Regions from separate parts of the Mus musculus genome. Here region 1 is linked to region 2. A link is a loop called in an ENCODE intact Hi-C map of the cell type or tissue named here. Cell type or tissue: gastrocnemius. All regions are shown on one strand. Each heading gives the region's core, and the rest is flanking DNA. Links, peaks and the distances in the headings are about the cores only.

Region 1 (8,327 bases), core at 73-8,072, 76 kb after region 2:
GGACCCAGTAGGGCTGGGAGCCATCGGTGGGATTTGTCCATATGAATGGTAGGATGCGGGGGTCTTGGGTGGTGACTCCATAGTGTTTAGCTCTTGTCTGGATTCATTGTTATCTAAGGAAGAGAACGCCATTATTAAGTTCTGGCTACTGCCCAACTAAGAGCTCGGTCAAGTCTCTGTCTAAAAGCTGCTGTTTCTCCATTGTTAAACGGGAGCACCAGGTTCTTTTTCTGCAGGTGGCAGAGTAAAAGCTGTGACAGGGGGAAGCATAGGGGAGGCACTTTCTCCAGACTAACAGTTTCTAGCAGGCTTTTGCTGTGTCACCAACAGTCCCATATCCCTGTGACTTCCTGCCACAAGTATTAAGTACTCCCACCCTCAAGTGTGGGACTTGGCTGAGATATAGCTCAGCTTTAGGCCTGTGGCTTCTGGGTGAGCTCTTTTTGTGGCAGAGTCTGGAAGCTTCCAGAAGAATGGTATCTTATGGCTGTTAGTCCTACCCAAACAGGTTCCCAGCCAGGCTCCAAATTAGTAGGCGTGCTGTCTTAGCTTCTCTTTCTGTTGCTGTGACTAAACACTCTGACAAACGCAATGAAAGGTAGAAAGGGTTCATTTTAGTTCACAGTTCAAGATACAGTCCTTTATGGTGGGGAGGTCAAGGCAGCAGGAGCTGGAAGCAGCTGGTTACAGTACATTTGCATTCAGAAGGGAGTGATGGATGATGCACACATGCTATGCTCAGCTCACTTGCATCGTTTTGTCCAGTTCAGGATCTAATACCTAGGGAAGGGTCACACCCACAATCAAAGTGGTTCTTCCCACATCAATTAGCATATCAGGGTAATGTCCAGAAGCTTGTCTTTCAGGCAGTTCTAGGCTATGCCAAGTTGGCAATTTATAAACTACGAATGGGACAGACACTATCTAGTGAGTCTGAGGACGAGAAGGGACATGGTGGGCAGAGACTATGGTCCCTTATATTATCTGTGTTAATGTGATGGGTGGAGCAACCAAGGCCCAGAAGGAGGCTCAGAAATATCCAGGAGCTCACAGATTCTGTGACACCAGAAAGCTTTCTTTTCTCTACGTGTCACCTTGGAGCCATGTTGTTGGCAACTGTTACTACAAGCCAACAGTTCGGGCATTTGAATCTAGTGAGAATGGCTGTAGCAACCAGAAAGTGGCACTCTCTCCATCTTCCAGACTGCAAAGGGAAGTGGTGAAGGACTCGCCTGGGTTACACCGCAAGGCCACGGGAACAGGACAGAAGAGACACAATTTTTAAGTTCGCCTCCATAGTAGTCTGCCCCAAGTCTATCAGACAAAAGGCACCTCCTTTCTCAGCTGTCTGGGTCCAAGGAATGGACAGACCCTTGCTGAGTCCTCTCAAGAAACCCTTGTTTGGCCCTGACTCTAGGCTGGGAAATCAAGGCAAGTGAGACACAGCCCAGTAGTGGAGACAGATGTACTCTACACATGACATCCCAACTGCTGGAGCCCCTTTTCCTGGATATGGGACAATCCAAACGGTCTTAGCAAGCACTTGGCTACAACATGAAGCATCATCGACTCCCTGGGTCAGAGGCTCTCTCTTTGCTCCTGACTCTGCCAGGAAGCTGTCTCAGTCAGAATCCTGCATCTCTTGACATCTCTTTAACCCTTGTTAATCTCCATTTATTAAAACAGAATCAGGCTCTGCCTTGGCAGGTGGCCCTATTAGCTAGAGTTTAACGGTGTTATTTAAATCAAGCACGAATGAACTCAATGGAATTATTGTTTTCATTACACTTGGCTTCGAAGATCCATGCTGCCTCTGTCCGTTGATCTTGCAGATCTTATTTACCTTAGCGACACCAAACCTCCTCTGCCCTCCCCTCCCACACCATCCCTTGGAAATGAATTGTTAACATCCAAAAGTGAGCCGTTTAAATGAAGACGTTAAGTGAGTAGATGTACAGAGGTACTTCACACAACTTTACACATTACGGGGTGGCTCTGCAGGGATGATGGGGACTGAGGCAGCATGTGTGGATGGACTGATGTTTGGAAAATTCTTTCTGGACACACATTATTTTGGGGAGGATAGTCTGCAGGTGGGTTCAGGGCTCGGGAGAGAAGGGGCTGCCTGGCTTGGCATTTGAAGTGGAGGGAACAATGTACAGAGAGATATAACACTGGTTCTGAGGTGGGATGGGAAGCCCAGCACAACAGTGGTGTGGGGTGCCGGAGCCGAATGATGAGCTATGCTTTTGATGTCTGGTGTGGACCTTGGCACTCAGAGGAGAATGCAGGAGGCATGAGTTGTAAGGGAGCTGACAACAGGCCAGTGCTTGTCAGAAGGTCACAACTGTCTCTGGAGAGAAGATCTGGGTCGCAGGATCCCTGGCTGGCACATCATGATCTCTTTCTGGTGGGAACCACACCTGGGGTGCAGAGCCATAGATCGTAAGCCAGAATTAGCCTAAAGAAAAGGAAAAGAAAGGGTTAACGCCTATTTTGTAACAGGACTCTGAATCTGCCACCTCTATTTAGAGCCTATCAATCCAACTCAGACAGATGCTAAGACAGGTCTCTCCAACCTCCTTCAGAAGGGTAAGCTGATATCCAGCATACTTAGTAAGAGACCTGAGGAACCCAGTTTCTCTGCCTTGCTAATGGGAGCCCTTGCACCCTCCTTCTCCAGCTCTGGCCATTCTGAGGAAGGTACCCTGCTAAGATTATTGACCTGGAAGGACATCCCGGAGCTCGGCGGGAGGAAAGAGGAAATGGCACCTTTGCTGGGGTCTCAAATGGTACTTTTGCTGGGGTCTCGGCAGTCCCGGCCACAGGCGCTGGCACAGCACCGCTTCTTGCCTGAGCAGTCCGAGTCTTTGTTACACATGTGCTTTGTGGGACTGAGGCAGCGAAGTTGATCCACGGGGCATTTGCCCGACTTTACTGCAACACAGGGGCTTGGTTGAGTCTGGTTGTGCCCACCAGTCCTGGGGCTTGCTTGAGGTTTGGGTGTTGGCACAGTGGGGAGGGCACTTACCAAAGACACGAGGCATACACTGGAGGAAGCAGGCTCGGCGACAGCACTTCCAAGAAGAGGGACACTGTTTGTCATTCAAGCACTGATCAGGAGGAGTATTCTGGTTGCAGAGTCCATCGTCTGGTGGGCAACCCCCCAATTTGTCTGTACGAGAAACCTCACGTCACTTAGCTAGACACAGCTCAGGGTTGTGTTGGGGATTGCAGGATCAACTGTCTCAGTCTCTTGCTTGCCTCCAGGATGGGTCTTATAGATTTTTTTTTCTATTGAGGGCTAATTATGACACTCAGGTGGCATAATGGATAGGAAAAATGAGATTAAAACACTTAGGCTGTGGAGATCAATCAGCCAAGATTAGGACCCGAGTTTGACCCTCAAGACCCATGTTAAACAAACAAACAAATAAGCAAAACTAAACAAACAAACAGAAAAGAGGGAAGGTTCTGATGAATTCAAGGTTAATGAGAAGCTGTCTCAGCAAGGTGGTTGGAAATGACATCCTAGATGGTTGTCCTCTGGGCTCTATGCCTCCACATCTGTATGCGCCCATGTGCTCCTGTAGACACATACCTAGATGTACACACACACACACACACACACACACACACACACACACCACATGTACAAGCACACAAATTTTCCACCTCAGACAAGATTGTGGCAGTTTGCCTCTGCCCATAGGTACCTCCCTGGCCTCGTTCTCTATCGCTCCTGAGCTGCTTCAAGCCAAGGAAGCAAGGCTTTCCCTGGCACCCGTTTCCACTCTGGCCACTTGGTCAGTGTATTGATTTCAGTTGAAATGTCCCTTCTTCTTAAGGCCCTGCTTCTCTGAGCCCGTGGCACTGGGTCAGCAATGGGGTGAGTGCCTAGAGCTGTCTGTTTGCTCTCCCTGTGCTGGAGGCTGAGCTTCATTACCTGCTTGCCCTGTTCATCATGAGCACAGCACGGTGCACGGCGCTAAGGGCATAATGGCTGTTGGAAAGAGAAGTATTTGTAGGGAGGCCTCGTGTTGCGTATGTGCTCTCCTCTTGCTACGGGTGACACTTCTATGCTGCTGTGCTCACCTCTGTTGGAAGAGGCATAGCTTAAACTCAAGAATCAACTCTGTCTCTGAACCTTTCTCTGGAACAGCTCTGGAAGGCTCTGACCTGGAGTTGGCCTAACCAGTCTTCTCATTGAGGCTTCATGCACAAGTTGGAAGTCTTCTAATGAGGCAGAGATTAAGGCCTGTAAAGGACAGTGACCAGCCTAGCCCACACGGGCCTGGGCTGGGCTAGGATTCTCTGGCTCTCTTTAATCTTCATGTTCTGCGTTGACTGCTTTCAACTATAGGGATGGGGCTGGTCCTAGGACTTCAGCTCAATCTAGCAACACAGAGACTTCAGTTGGATCCAGGACTCTGAATGTAATCCCCTGGGGCCCTATTCCAGAAGTTCTCGCTGACCTACCCACCACCAGCTCCCCCAGCCCAGTGAAAGCTCCTACTTCCTTGCTTAGAGTCCAGACAGCTCCATTTGCCTCATGCCAACCTTCTTCCCACTCTGTCCCTGCCTGGGCACTGGTTGTGCACATAGTAGGTGGTCCTTTGCTCCTGCATTGTCAGCTTTAGTTCCTAAACTGGTGGTTGAAGTCGAACTGCTGCCCCCTGCTGGAAAGTAAGCTGCTTAGCTGTTTGGGGAGGAAGACGGGTTCTGTTGGGGGGGGGGGGGGAGGGGAGAGAGTGATTGGAGACTATCTACCTACAGACCAGGATTTAATACCAAGCTCACATCCCATTACAGAGGTGCTCAGGCCTTGGAGAGTGGGCCGAATGGAGCTGTCTGAATTCTAATCAAGGAAGTTGAGTCTTGTGTGTGGGTGGGTGTGTGGGTGTGTGGGGTGGGGTGGGGGGAGTGCATGTGTGGGGAGTGCAGCATAGATTGCAACACAGAGGAAGGGGAATTGCTGCAGGAGGACCCCAGGGTTGGGCTTCAAGGATCAGACTGATAGGGAGCGAACAGAAAGTTGGCATTCTAAGTGAGACAAACTGTCGGTGCCACAATGTGGAGACACAAAGTCTGGACTGGACAGAGAGGTGTGCAGGGCTCTGAGTGCACACTACCATGGTCACTCTCCTAACCTTCCCTCCACACCCAGGTTTCCTACTTGTGACACATTCTCTGTGACACACACACACACACACACACACCCCACAGCTGATATGTAGACTCCATACCTGTGTGGCAGCCATCCATGGGCACGGTTAAGCTGGTGAAGTCAGGGGCATGGCACACCGCACCCTGAATACATACACAGATCTCTAAGTGGAATTACTCAACTGCCAACACCCTGGCATTTGAATGAGGAGCATAGGATCGTATAAACAAAAGTGGCTGAGCCTCCACTGGGACGAGCTAATGCTCTCCTTCCCTCAGCCCCACTGCCTTCTGCCAGTGTCTGAAGTTCTACCGAGAGCCAGGCAGATGCCTCACGGGAGAGAAACCAGGAAAGGATGGAATGACATGAACGGGTATTGGTTAGGATGTCACACCTGGCCAGGTAGAGCAGGCTCGGGCTCTGGTGGAGCCAGGTCTCACCCTGGGTGTGGTGTCAGGACTGTTCTCCTAGGACCCCTCAGTTGCTCCCCCGAATCTCCACATATGCTACACTTACAGCCATGTCTGACATTTATCCTTCAAGGCCCCATTTACTCATGAGAGGAAAGTGTGGACCCCGTTTCACGGGAGTGAGTTGCTGAAGGGAACCTTTCTGACTCACAAGTACTACCGTCAGTTACCACGTTTGATACTGTCTTGGTCTTCGGCACTGGAAGTTGGTTAAGCAGTATGCCTTGGTTTGCTTACCAGTAAAATGGGGGTAAAAACAGTGCTGGCTCACGACACCGTAGTGAAGACTTGTGGGTGATGGCTGAGTGGGTTACAGTCCACAAAAGGTCTGACCTTGGAACCTACTAGCATCCTTTCTTCCTCCACGTGGGAGGAAGCCTTCTCCTCTGTGCCTCCGAGGAAGGCATAATCCAGGCTAAAGGGAATGGGTGCCACGTAAATCCCGCTACCTCCATCTACCTGTACCGCACAGGCTGCCCCAGTCTTGGAGGACGGGTTCTGTCCCCATTTGTATACTTGTCCCCTAAAGCAGGGCTAACTCTCCAAAAGTGAATGTAGGTCAAAGCCCAGCAGCCTCAGAGGAGGATGGAGGGATGGCCTCGCCTTCGCAGGGAGGCATCTGTGGAAGAACCCTTATGCCTCCCTCACTGTCAACAAACCAACCCGAGCTTCATCAGGGATGGGAATGGACTGAAGCTGGAGAAAGGAACAAGAGAGACAAAGGCAGAGATTCCTCCCATCAGACCCCAGATCCCAGCAGCCACACTCTTTACTTAGCCCCCAAGTCCCTTCTACAATCCCCATTGGTGGAATCACATGATGTTTTCCCCATACGGGGAGGCACGGTGACACATGCATCCTGTCTGTAAGCTTGGGCACAATAACCATGTGTCTATAGAGGTCTGCTCAGACAGAAACGAAGGCACCTATGTACACAGAAACAGCTGAGTGTCCTTAAAAACATTCGGGTGTGAATGTAGGCACAGGCAAGTTGACAGGTAAAGACCCAAGCACGAACAAGCCTGATGCAAAATGCAGGTTCCTGGGAGCACTGAGACAGACAGACAGACGGATGGACGGACGGACGGACGGACGGATAGTAAGACACACACACATACACACACACACAACACACACCCCACTTATCACTGGCTCTCCCACAGCCCCCCACTCTCCACAGAAAGGCAGAAGCCACCTGCTCAGAGCACAGGGATTCATGACACTCACCTCCCTTCTTTCTACACAAGGCAACAGGCAAGTGAGTCTCCAAAGCCAGGAGGACTACCAGGAGGAGGGAGCTCTGGACTCTCATGTTTCTTTCGTGGCACCCAATAAGCTCAGAGCTCAGAGGCCCCCAGATTAACATTTACAGTCTCAGAGATGCCAGAGCAGTTGAGTCAGCAGAAGAGGACTAGAGGGTGACCAGGGTGGCTTGTGCTTCCCGGATCTGGGTCCCTCCCACCCTCCTACCCTCCCACCCCTGCCTGATGTCCTTAGGGCAAGGGGTGCTTGTGAAAGAGCTGGTAGCAAAGGTTCCTTGTGTTAGGGACATGGATCTAGTTCTGCCTGTATTGCTGACTTGGCCTCTGAGTGTTGGGTAAGTCTTGCCCGTCTCTGGGGCTCAGTCTTCTCATCTATATTGTGGGGAGAGGAAGAGAGGGGTCATAATGAAAGCCACACAGAGAGACTTTTTCCTTTAAGGCACGTGGCCGGCTCTGCCTGGGAATGTGAACCTCGGCCTTCTCCACCCTCTGCCTGACTACAGCCATCTGGAACATCTGGTAGAACCAGGCCGGTTTGTTGTGCTCAGAGAATGAAGATGTGCTAGGATATGACACTGACTTCTTGTTTTGTGAATACGCTTACTAAGAATGAAACTCTTCTATTGATTCCCTTTGGCCACTAATCCTGTTAATCCCGACTACCCACCCAACCCCTGTACTGGGGATTAAACCCAGGGCCTCTCAAGTGCTAGGCAAGTGTTCTACCACTGAGTTGCATTCCTGATCTCTTTAACTTTTTAAGTTTTGAAACCAGCCACACCTTGCTGAGTTCCCTAGGCTGATTAGTGTACTTGCTGCTCGGTAGCTCAGTCCGTCCCCTGAGTTGGGATGTTCCTGCCTCAGTTTTCCCGAGAAGCTAACCATGCATCATTAGGCCCAGCCTAGCTCCTTGCCCTTACTGCTTGGTAGCAAGTGAGCGCTTCGTGCCAGGGGAAGCCCTCGTCTCCCCTGCCTTCTTTAGACCATTAAGCCAGACTCTGAACTCCAGGATCGTATTTCCTAAGACTCAAAGTCCTTTTTGCTTCTGTACTTTCTGTGTTCGGCTTGATTGACGGCCTGCAGGATGGTGTTTGAGTGAGGTATTTGCTTTCCCAACTCTCTAAGGTCTTGAAGCTCTCACAGTGTCTTGGAGGAGGGGCGGGAATCAGCACGATTGGCAAGGAATGGTGCCAAAAAATGGGGACTGCAAAGTGCCAGGGTTGGGGTTTCTTTCTGGAGAAGTTGGCTCAGGTTGGCATGGTGAATGAAGCCAGGCTTAGCCTTTCATCTTGGGACCCTGTGGATAGAAGAGCGACAAAGATTCGTGAGGAGGGCACTTTCAAAGGTACCTAGTGGCACTGCCCTTTGTCTGGGCTGGCTTGGCTATACAACATGGCTCCGGGTTGGCTAAATTCTCTGGCTAGAATC
Region 2 (8,327 bases), core at 196-8,195:
TCAGCTCTTTGTTGAGTGCGGATGGATCTCATTCAGTGCTGCTGGGCTCCGCTGCCGGGGCTATGCTTGCTCTTTGCTCAGTGTTTCCTTAAAACACATTTTGTTATTTCCCCTGTATCATTTATCCAGATTATCTATTTATTTAAGAGACAGTGAGAGACAGAGACATCCCCTAGTTTTGAGACTTTGTTTATCCAAGCTCTTCTAAAATTCTCATAGTGTATTCTGGAGTCACCTGCACCGTTGAGATTCAAGGGTGCTTTTGGCCAGATCTGTGCTGGAAGTCAAGAGAGAAGGGAGGAGGAGGAGGCTCCATTAGATGAGATACGCAGGTGTCACATGGGTCACTTGGTGACCATCTCTGGTTAAACAGGTGCTTTTCAGCTTCTAAGGTGGGAACACAACGTACAGAGGTGTCAGATCCAGGTCTGTTTGCACCGAGAGTAACCGTGACTCAGGACGTTCAGTTAGCTCCAGTTTGAGATTCTGCTCCTTCGCAGGAGGAGGATGAAATGGATTCCGGCACGATGGTTCGAGCTGCCGGTGATGAGATGGGCACTGTCCGAGTAGCCAGCACGATGAGCGGAGGAGCCAATACTATGATTGAGCACGGTGACACGTTGCCGTCCCAGCTGGGCACCATGGTGATCAACACGGAGGACGAGGAAGAGGAAGGAACCATGAAAAGTGAGGCTCTGGGGAGACACTAACTGATCCAGTGTCAGGGTCTCGCAGCCCCTGCTGTCTGAGTTGTGGGTCTGCTGTTGTGTTGTCCTAGCTACGTCCCTTAGAGGGAGAGAGGCGCTCAGTAGGAGGGCTGTGAGGAGCAGGCGGCAGGGGAGGAAGAATGCTGGCAGTAGGCTGGGAGCTTCGTCTGAATGCTCTCATTGAGGGTTCTCCTGGAGCAGGCCATACGTACTCTCTGCTGTGATGCAGACTTTCAGTGTATTTTCACGCTAGTGTCTGTCTGGTTAGTCAAAGCTCACTGACAGCCAGTCAGGGATAATTGAGCAGATGCAAAAGTTCTGTTAAGTCTTCAGAAAATCTCTTCCTTTTCCTCTCCCTCTTTCCTTGTCTCCCCTCCCTGCCATGTTTCTCTGACCCCTCCTTTCCTTCCTCCCTTCACTCTCCCTTTCTTTCTTTGCTGGTTATTAAGTCCCTGAGCCTCACCAGTAAGCACTAGGTAAGCACTGCACCAGTGAGCCCCGCCCCCAACCGGTGCTCCTGCTGCTGGAGACTGATGCTTTTTATGTTGCCCAGCCTCACCTCTCACTTCTGGGCTCAAGCTGTTGCCTGTGGTCAGAGTCTAGGCCTGGTGTTTCCAGGTTTTGTCATTGTTTTGAGGAAAGAAAGTTATGTGCAGAGTAGCAAGACCATTTTATTTAGGCAACGCGCAGGTCAGAATACAATGCAAGAGAGCAGTAGGCCGCAGGGAGGTGCAGTCACTGCCCGAGGCTTCTTTTTGTGAGTCTAGTGGAGGGAGGGACTGGTTTCTTTTTTTGGGGGGGGGGTTTCGAGACAGGGTTTCTCTGTGTAGCCCTGGCTGTCCTAGAGCTCACTTTGTAGACCAGGCTGGCCTCGAACTCAGAAATCCGCCTGCCTCTGCCTCCCAAGTGCTGGGACTAAAGGTGTGCGCCACCACACCTGGCGAGAGACTGGTTTCTAAGAGAAGTAGTTGGGTGGTTCTCTCTGTTGCTTGATAGATTAGTTTATCTGATCACTTCCTCCTCTGTATGTGTCTCTTTCTCTAATGACACATCAGGTGGTTCCCTAGCCTCAGGCTCCAGTCTTCCACATCAGGTGTGTGCCACAGACCTGGGTTCTTCCCCTCTTTCCTGGCTGGCCTGTGACTCGCTCCATTCCTCGAGTTGGCTTAGAGTCCCACACTCTGCTCTTTACTGATCGCCTTTCCTCTCGACCTGAGGTACAGGCCATGTCACAGAGGGAACAGTTGGAGGATACAAAATAGTAACGGAGGTATAGAGGTTCAGGTTAGCCTGAACTTTGCATACGTTGAAAGGCCTGAGTTTCCTTGGTCATCAGGTTTTTTTTTTCACCCCCCTTAACTACCTACCCCCCCACCCCCATGCTAGGGATCAAATCATGGCTTCATGTGTGCCAGTCTACTGCTGAGCTGTACCTATAATATTTATGGCTTTTCTTCTAATCCAGGGATCAGCAAACCAGTGTCTCGGCCAAGCTAGACTGCCACCTACTTTGGGCAGTAAGGCTCAACTGGAACCTAGCCATAAACCATTCCTTTGTTGCTTTTGGCTGCCTCTGTACTGAAAAGGCTGAGTTGAGTACCTGTTAAAAACTGTTGCCTCAAAGGCCTAAATTATCTGCTGTCTGTTCCTTCACAGACAGAAAGTTTGTTGTCTGGCAGAACACTTGACTAGCATGTGTGAGGGGCTGGGTTTCATCCCAGGGAGAGGACACAGCTAAAGGGAAGGGAAAAAAGGTGATCAAGGAGCCCTGGGGCTTTAAACCTAAACATAGGGTCTGGAAGGGCCATCAGTGGCTGGCTGCAGCTCGGAGAGGCTGAGAACCTGTGAGCTGCTCAATCCACAACACTGGATATCTTCAGCAGTCTCAGTCTGGCTCTAAGGGCCTGGAAGATTCCCAGAGAGTCACTTGACTTTAGTCCATGATAGAAGACCAAGAATCTGGAGTCTAATGCCAGCGATGGATGGCAGTGATAATAGCTGTAGCAGCAACAGGAATGGGTGTGCCAGCAAGGAGCAGAGTCAGGCTGGCATGCAAGACTTGTTCTTTTTGCCTCAGAGCCCTCTGTATCTGGGCTGTCTGTCAGATGGTGCCATCCACTCTCAGAGAGACTTCTCTCAGTCGGCCCTTTTTGTAAATGCCCATACAGACTGACCTCAGTTGTATCTCTGACTTGGTCCCAGGTGCCATCAAGTGCAGGGAAGGACATGAGTTCTAATATTGGTGTAGGCCCAGGGTGTTGCCAAAGTATAGTAAAAGGGAATTTAACGTGTCCCTGGGGCTCCCTACAGAAACGTAGCAAGCTTGGCAGCACGTAGGAAGGTAGAGATACTCCTGAGGAGGGGCTTCTGTGTCTGCAGACATTGGCAGGGCAGTGTTCTCATGGGTCTCTACTCTTCACCTTGGAGATGGAAATCATTCCCTTTGTTTTGGGATTCAGATTAATTATCTCTGAGACTGAAAAGAATGGTAATGTTACATTGGTAGATTAACAAATTGATAAAACTTCTGGAGTGCATTCTTTATCAGCATTTAAAAAATTCAGATCTGGGCTTGAGAGATGGCCCCACAGTTAAGAACATTGCCCTTCTTCCAGAGGACCTGAGTTCAGTTCCCAGTGACTCATGACCACTTGTAACTCCAGGCTCACAGGATCCAGTGCCCTCTTGAGACTTTGAAGACACTTCCTCTCACACATGAAGAGACTCCTTGCTGTATACACATAATTAAAAACAACCCCCCAAAGAAAAGATCAAACCTGTGACCTGGTAAATTCCTTTATTAGGAACTAGGCCCAAGGAAATAATTAAAGATAAAATTTATGAATTTTCCCAGACATGCTAGTGTAGACTATTGCATATATAAAAATATTAGGTACAGTCCAGCCTTAGCTGAAATCTGAAGGGGAATTGACATTAACTAGTCATTACTTGTGTAAAAACACATTGGTCATTCTTGCTGTTTGTAGACTATGTTCAGGGTTCTCTAAAGGAACTCCTGGTCTTAGTGGTGAAGATAAAATGCCCTTGTGAGTTGTCAGCATTGAACTTGTTGTGCTCCCACTGTGCCAGCAGAGGGAGCTCCGCGATAGGATATGGATTGAAATTGCGTTCCCATTCAAATTCACCGACACCCTTTCCATGATAGCATTTATTTTGGATCAAGACTATTATTTATTTATACTTAAGATTTTATTTTATTTTATTTTATTTTATTTTATTTTATTTTATTTTATTTTATTTTATGTGTTTGAGTGTTTTGTCCATATGTATGTCTAAGCACACACGTGGCTCGTGCCTGCAGGGACCAAAAGAGGTTATTGAATCTCTTTGAACCAGAGTTACCGTGAGCTGTAGGTACTGAGAGTTGGACCTCGGTCCTCAAGAAGAGCAACCGGTGCTGTTAACTGCTGTTAGCCCTCACCTTTAAGGCTGTCTTGAGTTACCGCAGCAACACTGGGGCATGGCCTTCATATCGTTTAGTGAGGAGGTTGGATACTTGGCAGAGCTGAAGCACTTCAGCACAGCCTCTTCGTCTCAGGTTTAGTAGACTTTAGTTGGAATTGGTTTTGTCGATCCTGAGCACAGTGCCACACATAGCTTTTTAAGTGTCACCAGTTAAGGGGTCCCAACCAAACAGTGGGATAGCACTTCAAAACAAAACAACTCACAAACAGAACTGATATGGGGAAAGCTACAATATGTAGACAAACAAGTGTTAAAGATACTTTATAACCATCATTGCCTGATATATCCCGATTTTGGTTTTGGAAGTGCAGGGACGGGAACCCTGGGCTTCCTGCCTGGCCGTGTGCACTACTGAGCTGCATGGCCCCTCACTTTAATCTTGCGTGTTTTATACAGGAAGGATAATCGGAATAGCCTTTTACTGATCTGCAGAACCGCTGTGGATTGTAGGTATCGACCCTTTTGGTTTGTGCATTGCGGTTATTTGGCCCTAGCTTGTGACTTGTGCCCGACTGTTGCAGTCATTCCTAGCAGCCGGCCTTCTCCTGATGTCACACTGTTCCAGGGTTTCTTATACAGTATCATTTTTGTGTTCTTCAAGAAATTTTGCTGGGTGGTGATGGTGCACCCCTTTAATCCCAGTACTAGAGAGGCAGAGGCAGGTTGGTCTCTGAGTTCAAGGACATCCTGGTCTACAGAACAGTTTCCAGGACAGGCAGGGTTACATAGAACGACACTGTCTTGAAAAAGAAAAAGAAAAAAAGAAAAAAGAAGTTTCTTTTTACCTACACACCTTGAAAGAGTAAATGTTTAAAGAGTTGTAAAGTCTTACTGCCCACAGATGTTCTTTAATATATCATGAATTTCTTGTTCTTTGTATTATGAACTGTAGTCACATTCAGCTGTACGGTCCAGTCACCTTTGCATGGATTCCGTGACCATTATTCTAAAATAGATTCCTTGCCCTCCTTCCCCTTTTTTTTCCAATAGAGATTGCTATTTGAATTTCTTTACAATGATCTCGTATCAGTTTCAGGATCAGTGAAGCCAATTTTGCGTTATACCACTGGGATTTTACTTGATTGCTTTGAATACATAGTTCTGTCAGCAAACACGGTTCCATGGTTTACCCAGCATATCTCTAGAAAACTGAGTTTATTCACAGGCATGCTCTATATCTCTGTGTGTGCATGTGTGTGTGTGTGTGTGTGCATGTGTGTGTGTGTGTGCATTTGTCTGTCTGTCTGTCTGTGTTTTTGTTGGGGAGATCCTAGATAGGATTTCTCTCTATAGCCCTGGAGCTTGCTCTGTAGACCAGCCTGGCCTCAAACTCACAGAGATCCCCCTGCCTCTGCCTCCTGAGTGCTGGGATTAAAGGCGTGCGCCACTGCCTGGCATCTCTATCTTGATGAGGTCTTTTTATATAGCTCAAACTGGTGTCAACTTCTGATCCCTCTTCCTCAACTTCATGAGCACTGCAGCTACAAGCACCCTTAGCATGTGTGTCTGTGTACACGTGTGTGCTCATGTGTAGGTCAGAGGTCAACCTTGGGTGTTATTCCTCAGGGGTTGTTCAACTTGATTGTTTTAATTTGTTTTAAAAAATATTTTCTTTTTAGTATTTAAAATTGTGTGTCCATGCGTGAGTATGTACACTTGAGTGCAGACACCTCAGGAAGCTTGTAACTTGTATCCCCTGGAGCTGGGGCTCCAGGTGCTTGGAAGTCACTTGATACAAGTGCTAGGAACCAAGAGAATCCTCAGACGAGCAGGGCACACTCTTCACTGGCTGGGCTGTCCCTCCAGCCTTCATCTTGGTTTTAGGACCAGTTCCAAGTCTTTTGTTTTTATGTTGGCTTTGGTTCTTGTTGTACTTTTATGGCTGTTGCGTTGATGTTTTCAGTGGATTGTTGTACTCATCTCCTATGAGACTCCTAATCTGTAAGTTCCCTTTTTATTTTTTATGAAGAAGATCTTGTCTCTGGATTATGACCTCAGTGTTGCCCCTGTGATCCATAGACCCTTTTTTTTCTGGTTCACTCAGATCTCTACTACAGTTTGAATAGTGGTGCCTGTTCTTGTCCTGTTCACCTCAGGGAAAGTCCCTCTAGCATCTTAATCCTGAGTCTGATTGCAGCCGAATCAGCAGTCCTTCCTTAGGCTAGAGAGTCTGACTGTAGCCTTAGAGAGTCTGACTGTAGCTTTAGAGAGTCTGACTGTAGCTTAGACTGTAGCCTGGTGTCAGTTAGAACTGGCGGCAGTTTACCATCTTGCGGTTTGATTTTTCTTGCTTACTAGTCTGACTACCCGTAGCTTTCCCCTTAGCTCTGCAGCTTCACTCCACCGTCAGTGTGGTACATGCGCTCTTTGTTTTCTTTCCGCCCACCCTCTGGCGCCAGGCCTTGAATGCAGGGACCAGGCCTTTTGCATGGAGCTGCATACAAGCTCTGATATTGGAAGCGTCTTATTTATTAGAAACAGGATTTTGATTACTGTGTATCGCTTCCAGCCTGGAAGTTGCTGTGTATACCAGACTGGCCTCAAATTCAAAATTCCCCCGCCTCTGTTTCCTGTATTCTGGAAGTACAGGCATGTTAATTATTCAGAAGAACTTTTTTCAAAACTAAGTGTGTGAAATTTTAAAACCCGGTATGTGCTAGAGAGTTGTTTAAAGAGCGAGGCCGAGGTGGTAACAGTTCTTGGGTACTTTTGAGGCATTTGTGGCTTGGCATGTTTGTTGTGAATTTTTGTCAAAAGAGTCTTTGTGTTTTCTTCTTTTGAAAATATTTAAACACTCTGCATGTGCCACAGACCCACGCTGTGGAAAGTAGAGGACAACTTTTGTGGGTTCTGAGAATTGACTCAGGTCCACAGGCTTGGGTAGCCAGTACTTTACCCAGGGGCCACCTAACCAACCTAAGAATGCTTGGTTTCTAGTTGTTTAGTACAGGAATTTATATCTAGTAAACTTAATGTGCCAATTGCCTTTAAATTGGCTATTTTCTACCAATTTTTGATACTTGGGTTTTCAGAGACAAACCCAGCAAAATATGGAAGGAAGGAAGTGGGCTTGTTTGCACAAGTTGTACCTTAGCAGTCCTTCCCTGAGGAGGGGCTGACAGTCAGCGGTTCTGATGGTGAGCAGACACCTATCTGCTGAAGCCTCGATGCCAGCCGGCTGCTCTCCCTCTCAGTGCTTGCGGCATGTCCAGGAGCGCATCAGCTGGCCCCTCCTCCTTCCCAGGCTTGCTGCCTGCACAGGTGGGGGGCGCAATAGCTTTTGCAGTGTTCTCGTCCTTGACTCGGGCCTTTCCAGTTAGGCCCTGTGACCTGAGGCGAGTGAGATGATTTCTTTTTAGGATCTGCACTGAATTCCCAGCGTTCTAATGTGCTCCTTAGAGTAGTAGCCACACTAATCTGTTTGCAGTAGAACTTTAAAGCATGACGGCATAGTTAAGATTGGGAAGCTCTGTGACTGAGGCCGTCTACTGTTGCTCTGTTTCCTCCTTTAAGACCACAGTCCAGGCTCTTACTGAAAAGACTTCACACTGTCTGTCAGATATGCATTCATCAGAGCAGTGTGAGAGGGAAGTTCTTCATTCACTCTCAGCCTGCAGCTGTCTGCAGGGTGCAGTTAATACACGGTCCACATGCTGACTTCGTCAGTCTCGGATGTAGGGGATAGTGTTTGCAAGCATGGTTCTGAGGGTGTAAGCGCTGTGCACTCCTCTTACAACAGCAGCCTTGTTGTCCAGTTTCTGGTTGCTTCAAAGTTCACCAGAGAGCACTCGGTGCTTCCTATACTTGCCACTCTGAATTGACACTATAGGAAGGTTCTCGATAGAATAGGGCTGTTTCCTGCCCCAGAGCGAAAAGCTACAACAGTTAATTTTGTTGCAGTTGTCTTGCTGAAGGAAGGCAAGAGTAGAAAGAAAAATACTGGAAAGATTTTGGGAATCAGTCTTTGGCCTGGAGTGTATTTCTGGGTCTGATAGGGGAAGTCTCCTTAGGGAGGTTATTCCCCCTTTGACCTTCAGGTTTTATGTTTTGTTTTGTCAAACTAATAAAATACATATAAAATACGTAGTGTCTAAATGCTCAAAAATGAAAGCATTATAATCATTCATTCATTCA

Evidence for each region. A loop is a pair of places that touch in the nucleus more often than their neighbours do. Peaks named below come from ENCODE experiments on the same cell type or tissue, not always from the same donor. Only the 100,000 strongest peaks of a DNase experiment are listed, where the experiment ranks them.
Region 1: it touches region 2 in a loop (10-fold over the local background); 10 of 42 quality-filtered maps call a loop at or near these places.

What each region holds. Positions count from the first base shown.
Region 1 is chr2:164,175,705-164,184,031 of GRCm38, forward strand. It overlaps Wfdc5 (WAP four-disulfide core domain 5), which reads right to left and starts at 7,038. Exons shown (of 4, transcript NM_145369.3): 1 at 6,865-7,038; 2 at 3,032-3,175; 3 at 2,773-2,937; 4 at 621-2,461. The coding sequence starts at 6,949. The coding sequence ends at 2,786. It overlaps A730032A03Rik (a long non-coding RNA gene), which reads left to right and starts at 1,880. Exons shown (of 4, transcript XR_003954086.1): 1 at 1,880-1,960. It overlaps LOC115486434 (a long non-coding RNA gene), which reads left to right. Exons shown (of 4, transcript XR_003954084.1): 4 at 1,418-1,708. In gastrocnemius, for the core only: a CTCF peak has its summit at 4,654 (motif pointing left); no DNase peak of the experiment used is centred there; H3K4me3 peaks cover 642 bases; H3K27ac peaks cover 2,169 bases.
Region 2 is chr2:164,099,910-164,108,236 of GRCm38, forward strand. Stk4 (serine/threonine kinase 4) reads left to right here. Exons shown (of 11, transcript NM_021420.4): 9 at 501-687. Among named protein-coding and RNA genes, the nearest start is that of Stk4, 30 kb to the left of the region's middle. In gastrocnemius, for the core only: a CTCF peak has its summit at 3,800 (motif pointing right); a DNase peak (open chromatin) is centred at 3,804; H3K27ac peaks cover 1,522 bases.